2 separate regions of the Homo sapiens genome follow, and region 2 is linked to region 1. A link is a loop called in an ENCODE intact Hi-C map of the cell type or tissue named here. Cell type or tissue: ascending aorta. All regions are shown on one strand. Each heading gives the region's core, and the rest is flanking DNA. Links, peaks and the distances in the headings are about the cores only. Region 1 has its middle 20 kb from the start of ERVV-1. Region 2 holds the start of ZNF468 (zinc finger protein 468).

Region 1 (5,256 bases), core at 257-5,256:
TTTAGTAGAGACGGGGTTTCACCATGATGGCCAGGCTGGTGTTGATCTCCTGACCTCGTGCATCCGCCCGCCTCGGCCTCCCAAAGTGCTGGGATTACAGGGTTGAGCCACCACGGCCCCTGTAATTCTTAAACTGGAAATTACCCAGATTGCTAATGTCAAATAATAACCTTAGATCACAAATTATGACAAGTTTGTTTACAAGCATGTATTCCATTACATTTACCCGGCTAATTTTGTAGTTTACCTAGATTATTTACACACACACACACACACGCACACACACCGTGTGATGGCTGATGTTTAAAGTTATTAAAGTTTTCTTTTTTGGCTGGGCGCGGCGGCTCACGCCTGTAATCCCAGCACTTTGGGAGGCCGAGGCGGGCGGATCACGAGGTCAGGAGATCGAAACACGGTGAAACCCCGTCTCTACTAAAAATACAAAAAATTAGCCGGGCGTGGTGGCAGGCCAGCCTGTAGTCCCACCTACTGGGGAGACTGAGGCAGGAGAATCGCTTGAATCCGGCAGGTGGAGGTTGCAGTGAGCCGAGATCTCGCCACTGCACCGCAGCCTGGGTGACAGAGCAAGACTCTGTCTCAAAAAAAAGAAAAAAAAAGTGTTTTTTTTTTTTGCAGGAACTCTGATGAAGCAGGCATTTTAGGTAAAAATGATTATAATTTTGTTCTGACGTCAGAGCAGAACTTATCATTAGAGAAGATGGAGCCATATTCTTCTTCTACCCATTATTAATTTTTTTAAATTTTAAAGACCACACAATGTATATATGTGTTGTGTAGTAAAAATTCAAAGAAAAGTTCACTTACGCATCCCCTTTCCTGTCCAGCCTTCCACCCGTTCCCATGGCTCAATGGGGAATCACTGCTGAGAGTTCTGTGGCAAGTCAGCGTAAGTCCTACAGAAATGTATTCAGACACCATTTTGAGATTTTAGAAAAAATTCTTTGATGAATGCGCCTGTCACCCAGACTGGAGCGCAGTGGAGCAATCTCAGCTCATTGCAGACTCCGCCCCCCAGGTTCAAGGGATTCTCATGCCTCAGCGTTCAGAGTAGTTGGGACTACAGGTGTGCACCACCAAGCCTGGCTGTTTGTTTATTTTTAGTAGAGATGGGGTTTCACCATATTGGCCAGGTGGTCTGGAACTCCTGGCCTCAAGTGATCCTCCCTCCTCAGACTCCCAAAGTGTTGGGATTTCAGGCGTGAGCCACTGAGCTCGGCATGATAAATGTTTTGTTGTGGTATTTTATCCTGCAAGTTTTGAAAATTTCCGTGTTTTGAAGGTAGGAAACACGATAGCTTGCTGTTTTCCTTTTTTTTTTTTTTTTTTTTTTGAGACGGAGTCTCGCTCTGTCGCCCAGGCTGGAGTGCAGTGGCGCAATCTCGGCTCTCTGCAAGCTCCGCCTCCCGGGTTCACGCCATTCTCCTGCCTCAGCCTCCCGAGTAGCTGGGATTACAGGCGCCCGCCGCCACGCTTGGCTAATTTTTTTGTATTTTTAGTAGAGACGGGGTTTCACCATGTTAGCCAGAATGGTCTCGATCTCCTGACCTAGTGATCCACCCGCCTCGGCCTCCCAAAGTGTTGGGATTACAGGCGTGAGCCACCGCGCCCGGCCGAAAAATCTTTCCAATGTAGTGAGAGTGGCAAAGCCTTTAATTGTAGCTCACTCTTAAGGAAACATCCGATAATCCATTTGGGAGAGGGAGAGAAACAATATGAAAGTGATGTATGTGGCAAAGTCTTTTATTATCGTGGTGGAGATGATATCTCATTTAGGGGAAGATTTTTTTTGTTTTCAATTATATTTTCTCAACATTTAAAAAGTGAAGTAAAGAGTATTTCTTGGCCAGGCGCGGTGGCTCACGCCTGTAATCCCAGCACTTTGGGAGGCCGAGTGGGGCAGATTACGAGGTCAGGAGTTCAAGAACAGCCTGGCCAACATAGTGAAACCTGGTCTCTACTTTTTAGTAGACAAAAAATTAGCCAGGCATGGTGGCAGGCGCCTGTATTCCTAGCTACTCGGGAGGCTGAGGCAGGAGAATCGCTTGAACCCGGGAGGCGTAAGTTGCAGCAAGCCAAGAACGCGCCACTGCACAGCAGCTGGGGTGACAATACGAGACTCCGTCTCAAAAAAGAAAGAAAGAAAAAGGGTATTTCTTGGGACAGGCACGGTAACTCACGCCTGTAAACTCAGTACTTTGGGAGGCTGAGGCAGGCAGATAACTTAAAGTCAGGAGTTCGAGACCAGCCTGGCCAACACTGTTAAACCTCGTCTCTACCAAAAAATACAAAACTTAGCCGGGCATGGGGGCGCACGCCTGTAATGCCAGCTATTCTGGAGGTTGAGGCAGGAGAATCGCTTCAACCCAGGAGGCAGAGTGTGCAGTGAGCTGAGATCTCGCCACTGCACTGCAGCCTGGGCGACAGACAAATACTCTGTCTCAAAAAAAATAAATAAATAAATAAAAAAGAAAAAGAAAAGAAAAAAGTAAGTGAAAAAAGAAAGTAATAGAGCTCTTCCACAAATGTGCTGGGACAAGTAACTGGATATCCACATGGAAAAAAATAATGTTGGATCCCTGTCTCACACCATAAAAAATTTTATTTACGAAAGTTTAAAAACAAAACAAAACAAAAAACAGAGAGAGAGTGACGAGGAAGGGAGTCCTGCGGGAGGGGGTGTTACTTTATCGCCCAGGCTGGCCTGGAGCCCCAGGCTCAGCGATCCTCCCGCCGCTGCTTCCTGAGTAGCTGGGAACTCAGGATCCCACCCCGCGCCCTCCCACGCCCCCTTGTGCGCCCGCATCTCTGCTGTGTTTAACCAGCAGGTGGTGACCTCACTCCTCCCTGGCCTGAGCACTCCATCCCGCATCCCAGGCGGTGGCTCTAGGGAAGTCTCTGAAGCTGACACAGGGTGGACTCTCCCTCTTGAGTGAGTGGAGAATAGAAAGGGAGAGGATTTCTATTCTGTTCTGTGGTCGTCAGCATGAAATAATACGTTCCGCCCAGGCAGGGCTTTGCATTTCACATTCTGGTTTGCATTCCCCTTCCAGACAGTTCCAGGGCTTTTGAATCATGCCTCAGCTTTCCTGGCAGGTCTCGTCTCCAAAACCCAAAAACACGCCGAGGCTGAGAGACTCACAGATCCCGCCCCGCCCTCTGCCGGTTCTATAGGGGAAGGTCTCTCCGCCTCGCGCCCCGCCCCCTGCCGGTTCTATAGGGGAAGGTCTCTCCGCCTCGCGCCCCGCCCCCTGCCGGTTCTATAGGGGAAGGTCTCTCCGCCTCGCGCCCCGCCCCCACCTCGCCCAGGCCCCGCCCACCCCCTGCCATGTCCCGCCGAGACCTGGCTTCTGTCCCGAGCGCCCAGTTTAGCGTAAACCGGGAAGCGGATCGCGTGGAGTGAAAGTCACCGCAGCGGTGAGTTTTGCTCTGTGTTGTGTTATGTCTGCGCTCCGCAGGTCCCTGGGACTTCTGTCCCAGGGGACGTGGGGTCCCCACATACCTGGAAATTTCTACCATTCTTCCTTCGCCCAGAGCAAATTTTTTTTTTTTTTTTTTTTTTTTTTTGAGACGGAGTCTCGCTCTGTCGCCAGGCTGGAGTGCAGTGGCTCGGTCTTGGCTCACTGCAACCTCCGCCTCCTGGGTTCAAGCGATTCTCCTGCCTCAGCCTCCTGAGTAGCTGGGATTACAGGCATGCGCCACCAGGCCCGGCTAATCCCCAGAGCAAAATTTGACGTCCCGGTGAGAGTCCAGAAGTCGCTTCCTTTTGGGTTTAAAGTCGCCCTGAGGCTAGACCCGTCCCCGGTCTTTCTGCTATAGGGCAACGTATACACTTCGTATCTCGTAGTTTTCCTGTTTGTAACTATTTTCTGACTCCCTCCACCCCGTGCTTTTTAAAGTCCTCACCCGAGAGGTGGATTCCCACCCTGGGCGCCTCCCACCCTCACCCTCGTCGGTCCCTGGAGCGCAGCGCCGCCTCCCCCGTCCCGAGGAGGCCGCATCCTCTGCCTGGTCCTGGGATCCTGCAGACCCCACCCTTGTCTTAAGGAGCCGTCGCCCCCTAACTCCCTCCTCGTGCCGGGCCCTGCTGCTCGCCAGGTCTCCCCTCAGCAGTCGCCGCTTCCTCTGAGTCCGCGTTGGGGAGGTGCCCAGGGCTTGTCCTGTGACAAGGGGTGTTCTTGCCTGCCCAGCCCCAGCCCCTGGAAAATGCACTCCTCTGGGATGCAGGCGTCTTACTCAAAACTCTCCTGTGATTGTGTGGGCCAAAGGAATCAGGAGACCGAGCAAGGGCAGTAGAAAACTCGAGACAGAGAATAGAACAATGAGAAAGGCCCATAACAGATGGCAAGGTGGAGGATGGGTGAGGGATTTGCCAAGAGACAGCAAGAGTGAAAAGAAAAAGTTAAGATAGCAGGAGGAGAAAACTGGAGAAATGTGGAGAGAAGCTAGATGTACAGAGAGATGAAGGACAGCAAGGTAGGGAGAGGGGCAGCAAAGAGGGGGACCTGGCTCATCAGAGTGAGGGAGAGGAGGAGGGATTTGGAGCCAGGGCAGACAGAGCAGAGTGGTGCTGGTGGCAAGAGGGAGAACCACAGCAGGGAGGACACCTGGAGGTCGGGGGTGCCAGAGAGTGGGGACAGGGGGTTTAACAGGGAAGAGAGAGTTTAACAGGGAGAGCAGAGGAGGCGCAGAGGTGGGAGAAGAGGTGGTAATGTATGGAGATTGAGGACGATCGAAAGACTGGGAAGAAGAAGCAACAAGAGGTTAAGTAAGTTGTGAGGATGGAGCAGAAGAGGTGGAAGAGAAGAAATAGACCAAAGAAGGGGATGGTGCGCACTTGTAATCCCAACTACTCTGGAGGCTGAGGCAGGAGGATCACTTGAGCCCAGGAGATCCAGGCTGCAGTGAGCCGAGATATGCCACTGCACTCCAACCTGGTCAACAGAGTGAGACCCTGTCTCAAAAGAATAAAAGGGGTGGGGACTTTGGGTTCAGATGAGTGGGTGAGTTCATTGGATATGATTAGTGTGACATGTTGACTTCTGTGTATATAATCTAATAACTAAAAACTTGTTTAAATTATACAGATGAGATTGAGAATTTTAAAATTCCTATCTATGAGTCATGTACATTCTATAAATCTTGGCATCAGAGGTCAGCTTCCACTTGGAATCCCTATTCAGCCAGAGGGCAGTGACTTATTCAGTTGTGAGTCACTCTCTTCCCTTTTCCCAGGGT
Region 2 (5,475 bases), core at 290-5,289, 140 kb after region 1:
GTAGACATATCTTAGTTTTTACCTAGGCGCCTATGTAAGAAAAACAGGCCAGGTGCAGTGGCTCACGCCTGTAATCCCAGCACTTTGGGAGGCCGAGGCGGGAGCATCACAAGGTCAGGAGATCGAGACCATCCTGGCTAACACGGTGAAACCCCGTCTCTACTAAAAATTCCAAAAATTAGCCGGGCGTGGTGGCGGGCGCCTGTAGTCCCAGCTACTCTGGAGGCTGAGGCAGGAGAATGGCGTGAACCCGGGAGGCGGAGCTTGCAGTGAGCGGATATTGCGCCACTGCATTCCAGCCTGGGTGACAGAGCGATACACCGTCTCAAAAAAAAAAAAAAAAGAAAGAAAAACTTAAAGAGGAGGCATTTCCTTTGTTTATGAGGACACCCTACTTTGTAACTGGTAGCGTGTAGTGCAATAAAATTTAGTTTCCTAATATCAATTTAAAAAAAAACAGTTTACCTGTAAGTAGGAAGACTACCCAGCCCCAGAGATAAGACCTTTTGGCATCATTGTCCCTTCTTACGGAGTGATAAAGTAACCTTCCTTGAAGTGTATCAATCCATCACCAGTCAAGCTGCCGCAGCCTATGCACTGGTCTTGAATGGAAAATGTGTTGATTCTGCTAAAGCTTCTCTGTCTTTCCCTGTGTGTGAAACCTTAACATCTCTACATGGGAACACGGGCCCCCTTCATTTGGAGTTGATGTTTCCAGATGGCTATCCTCAAACTTTGTGTTCCAATAAACTCTATAATTAATCGTGTATTCTGAATTTTATTATTTACTGCTGACGTCAGTTTCCGTCAGATTGTAGGAGCCTCACTAGAGAGGGCACCTGTCGCCATGTCGTAAAACTCACACTTGTCAAAAAGACGTGGGTTAATGTATTTCCCCTCCTTCTGCATGAAGCTAGTTAGCTGACACAGATGGTCACCTCCATTACCAAGTAGAGCCAGGATGAACTATGTGCGACCAAAGACTTGTCAAGTCCTCTTCCCTGAGGACTGATTAGTGTTTATCTTGAAAACATGTACTTAATGGGTTGTATAGAGCAGTGAAGTTTCTCTCTTTTCAACCTCTCAGCTCTTTGCCTGTATTTCCCAACACATTCTGGTCTAAGGCTTATTTACTAATAAAATGGTTTTTATTTCTTCCTGTTTTGTCATGAAGATGATTTCTCATTTTGGGGAAGATTTTTTAGTTTTCAATTGTATTTTTTCAACATTTAAAAAGCGAAGTAAAGAGTATTTCTTGGGCCAGGCACAGTGGCTCACGCCTGTAATCCCAGAACTTCGGGAGGCCGAGGCAGGCGGATCACTTGAAGTCAGGAGTTCGAGACCAGCCTGTCCAACATGATGAAACCCCGTCTGTACCCAAAATACAAAAATTAGCCGGGCATGGTGGGTGTGCCTGTAATGCCAGCTACTCCGGAGGCTGAGGCAGAAGAATCGCTTCAACCCAGGAGGCAGAGGCTGCAGTGAGCCGAGATGTCACCATTGTACTCCAGCCTGGGCGACAGAGAAATACTCAGTCTCAAAAAAAAAAAAAAAAAGAAGAAGAAGAAGAAAAAGAAAAAATGTAAATAAAAAGGAGAAAGTAACAGATCTCTTTTACAAATGTGCTGGGACAACTAACTGGATATCCATATGGAGAAGAGTAATGTTGTATTCCTATCTCACACAAGCAAATTTAGTTTGTTTATTTATTTTTAGAGAGGGAGTCTGGCTCTGTCGCCCAGGCTGGAGTGCAGTGGCTCGGTCTCGGCCCACTGCAAGCTCCACCTCCCATGTTCACCGCATTCTCCTGCCTCAGCCTCCTGAGTAGCTGGGACTACAGGCGCCCGCCACCACGCCCGGCTAATTTTTGTATTTTTAGTGGAGACGGGGTTTCATCGTGTAAGCCAGGATGGTCGCGATCTCCTGACCTCGTGATCCGCCCGCCTCAGCCTCCCAAAGTGCTGGGATTACAGGCGTGAGTCACCGTGCCCGGCCTAATAAAAATTTTATTTTAAAAATTTAAAAAAGAGAGAGACTGCGGGAGGGAATGTTACATTGTCGCGCAGGCTGTCCTGGACCCCCAGGCTGAGCGATCCTCCCGCCGCTGCTTCCTGAGTAGCTGGGACCTCAGGCTCCCACGCCCGCATCCCTGCTGTGTTTAAGCAGCAGGTGGTGACCTCACTCCTCCCTGGCCTGAGCACTCCGTCTGGCATCCCAGGCTGTGGCCCTAGGGATGTCTCTGAAGCTGAGCACTGGGTGGACTCTCCCTCCTGAGTGAATGGAGAATAGAAAGGGAGAAGATTTCTATACTGTCCTGTGGGCCATCAGCATGAAATCCTACGTTCCGCCCAGAAAGGGCTTTGCATTTTACATTCTAGTTTGCATCCTCCTTCCAGACTATTCCAGGGCTTTTGAATTATCCGTCTGCCTTCCTGGGGGCTCTCGCCGCCAAAACCCGGAGAACGGGTTGGGAGGAGGCTGAGAGATGCACAGGTCCCGCTCCGGCCCCGCCCTCTGCGGGTTCTAAAGGGCAAGGTCTCGCCGCTTCGCGCCCCGCCCACACCTCACCCGGGCCCCGCTCGCCTCCTCGTTGGCTCCACCCAGGCCTGGTTTCTGTCCTGCGCGCGCAGATTCGCGCAGACCAGGAAGTGGATCCCGTGGAATGACGGTCACGCCGCGGCGGGCGGTGAGTTTTGCTCTGTGTGGTGTTAAGTCTGAGCTTCCCAGGTCCCCGGCACTTCTGTACATGGGATGTGGGGTCCCCATAGACCTGGAAGTTCTCGCCTTTCTTCCTTCACTCAGAGCAAATGGAGATGTTCTACTGGGAGTCCGGAAGCCCCTTCTTTTTAGGTTTAAAGTCGCCCTGAGGCTGGTCCCGTCCCGGGTCTTTCTGCCATAGGGCAATGTATACGTTTCCTATCGCGTAGTTTTCCTGCTCAAAACCGTTTTTTGACTCCTTCCGCACGGCTCTTTTTAAAGTCCTCACCCTAGAGGTGTATTCCCACCCTGTGCGCCTCCCAGCCTTACTCTCCTGGGTTCCTGGAGCACAGCGCGGCGACCCCAGTCCCGGGAAGGCTGCGTTCTGTGGTCCTGGGATCCTGCGGATCCCACCCTTGTCCGAAGGCGTCGTCGCTCCCCACCTCCCTCCTCCTCTTGCTGGGCCCTGCTGCTCCCCAGATCTCCCCTCCGCAGTCACCGCGTCCCCTGAGCCCTCGTTGGAGAGGTGCCTGGGGCTTGTCCTGTGACGCGGGGTGTTCTTGCCCGCCCAGCTCCAGCACTTGGAAAATGCGCTTCTCCGAGATGCAGGCGTCTTACTCCAAACCCTCTTGTGATCGTGTGGGCCAAAGGGATCAGGAGACAGAGAGAGGGACTGAGAGAGCAGTAGAAAACCTGAGACAGAGAAAAGAAGAATGAGAAAGACCCATAACAGATGGCAAAGTAGAGGATGGGTGAGGGATTTGCCAAGAGACAGCAAAAGTGATAAAAGATAAGAAAGCAGGAGGAGAAAAGCAACTGGAGAAATGTAGAGAAAAGCTAGATGTACAGAGAGATGAAGGACAGCAAGGTAGGGAGAGGGGCAGAAATGTGGAGGCTCATCAGAGTGAGGGAGAGGAGGAGGGATGTGGAGCCGGGTCAGACAGAGCAGAGTGGTGCTGGTGGCAAGGAGAACAGAGGGAGAAGCACAGCGGGGAGGACACCTGGGGATCTGGGGTGCCAGATTGGGTCCAGGGGGTTATAACAGAGAAGAGAGAATTTAACAGGGAGAGCAGAGGAGGCGCATAGATGGGAGAAGAGGCAGAAATCTATGGAGATTGAGGACGATCTAAAGATTGGGGAGAAGGACCAACAGGAGGTTAAATAAGTTGCAAGGATGGAGCCCAGCTAATTTTTGTATTTCTAGTAGAGATAGGGTTTCACCATGTTGGCCAGGTTGGTCTCAAACTCCTGACCTCAGGTAATCCACCCACCTCCACCTCCCAAAGTGCTGGAATTACAGGTGTGAACCACCTCAGCTGTCCACCCATGTATTTCTTGATTGAAATAATTTGCTTATGTCTTGGTTCTACAGCTGACCCTGTTTCCCTGTTTTCAAGGTCAAGAGCTGTGTGTTTACACTGCTGCATTTTATAAATGTTAGTGTGATTTTCTTGTAAGGAAGAATTCAATGTTGGGAGTCAATTTCATCAGAACCTTTCAAAAGAATTTTCTTTAACCCAGGCATGTGAAAAATGCTTCTCTAATTTTAAGAATGGGATGATAAGACCAACCCATCCCATTAGCCCTTCCAGGCCCCCATGTAAGAATTCAGGCACACCTTCTCACTCATCTCAGACCTTCTCAGGGTAACTTCGTGAAAATGTTTCCAGCTCTGAGCCCCAGTGAACCTCCCTGCATCTTTGCGACGAAGGGCTAGACCAGAAAAGCTCAACCTGAGTGATCCTGACCCCTGAAATGATTGGCAAAATAGAGGCGGTGTCTGGGTGTGGCTTTTTTTCTGGTAGAGGAGAGTGCCCAGTTGTAATTAGAATTTTCAGTGGGATGCAGTACCCCAAAAATGAAAAAAAAAAAAGCAGAAGAATGGAAGAAACAGAGCGGTAGACTCAGAAACAGAGAGGATCTTTGGAGGCCTTTGTCTGTATTAGAATATCACAGCTACATCTAAAGCAGGTCATGTCAGTGCCTGGCAGGGAACCCTCCACCTGCTTCCCGTGTTCCCCAGGACAAAAGCCCGACTCTTCACTTTGGCTCCACAGCCCTGTGTTCAGGGTCCCTGCCAGTGTCCAGCCTCCTCCTGGGAGCTTACCCTCATCTGACTCCCTCTGCCCCAGTCACATTTGCTTTTCTCTTTTTTCAAACATCAAAATCCTTCCTGTCTCAGGTTGTTGTCCCTGCTCTTATTCAATGTTTCTAAATGAAGATGGCACTGTCCCTTTCTCCTTCAGGTCTAGGCTCAGAGCTGTCTCCCATGCCCTCCCACCCCCATCTGAAGTTCCCTCTACCCATCAGTGTCTATGGCATTACTCAAGTCTTCTTATCTCTGTGTCAATCCCATCAGAAATGCACTTTTTTTTTTTTTTTCAAACAGACTCTCACTCTGTCCTCCGGGCTGTGAGTGCAGTCTTGTGATCTTGGCTCACTGCAACCTGTATCTCCTGGGTTCAAGCAATTCTTGTGCCTCAGCCTCCCAAGTAGCTAAGATTACAGGTGTGTGCCACCACACCCTGCTAATTTTGTATTTGTATTTTATTTTATTTTTGAGTCTTACTCTGTCACCCAGGCAGGAGTGCAGTGGCGCGATCTCGGGTCGCGCAGGTTCAAGCAGTTCTCCTACCTCAGCCTCCCGAGTAGCTGGGATTAGAGATACCCACCAATCTCGGCTACTTTTTGTATTTTTAGTAGAGACAGGGTGTCACCATGTTGGCCAGGCTGCTCTTGAACTCCTGACCTCAAGTAATCCACCCACCTTGGCCTTTC

What was found. A loop is a pair of places that touch in the nucleus more often than their neighbours do. Peaks named below come from ENCODE experiments on the same cell type or tissue, not always from the same donor. Only the 100,000 strongest peaks of a DNase experiment are listed, where the experiment ranks them.
Region 2: a loop joins it to region 1, with 3 times the contacts of the local background. A loop is called at or near these places in 4 of 110 quality-filtered maps.

Annotation. Positions count from the first base shown.
Region 1 is chr19:52,991,659-52,996,914 of GRCh38, reverse strand. It overlaps the pseudogene ZNF702P. Among named protein-coding and RNA genes, the nearest start is that of ERVV-1, 20 kb to the left of the region's middle. RefSeq lists an enhancer at 4,054-4,673. In ascending aorta, for the core only: CTCF peaks have their summits at 2,986 and 3,187 (motif pointing left); DNase peaks (open chromatin) are centred at 2,874, 3,214, 3,770 and 4,144; H3K4me3 peaks cover 2,493 bases; H3K27ac peaks cover 2,503 bases.
Region 2 is chr19:52,854,783-52,860,257 of GRCh38, reverse strand. It overlaps ZNF468 (zinc finger protein 468), which reads left to right and starts at 2,639. Exons shown (of 4, transcript NM_001008801.2): 1 at 2,639-2,686. It also overlaps a transcript of ZNF320 not described here. RefSeq lists an enhancer at 2,961-3,040. In ascending aorta, for the core only: no CTCF peak of the experiment used is centred there; a DNase peak (open chromatin) is centred at 2,587; H3K4me3 peaks cover 1,861 bases; H3K27ac peaks cover 1,187 bases.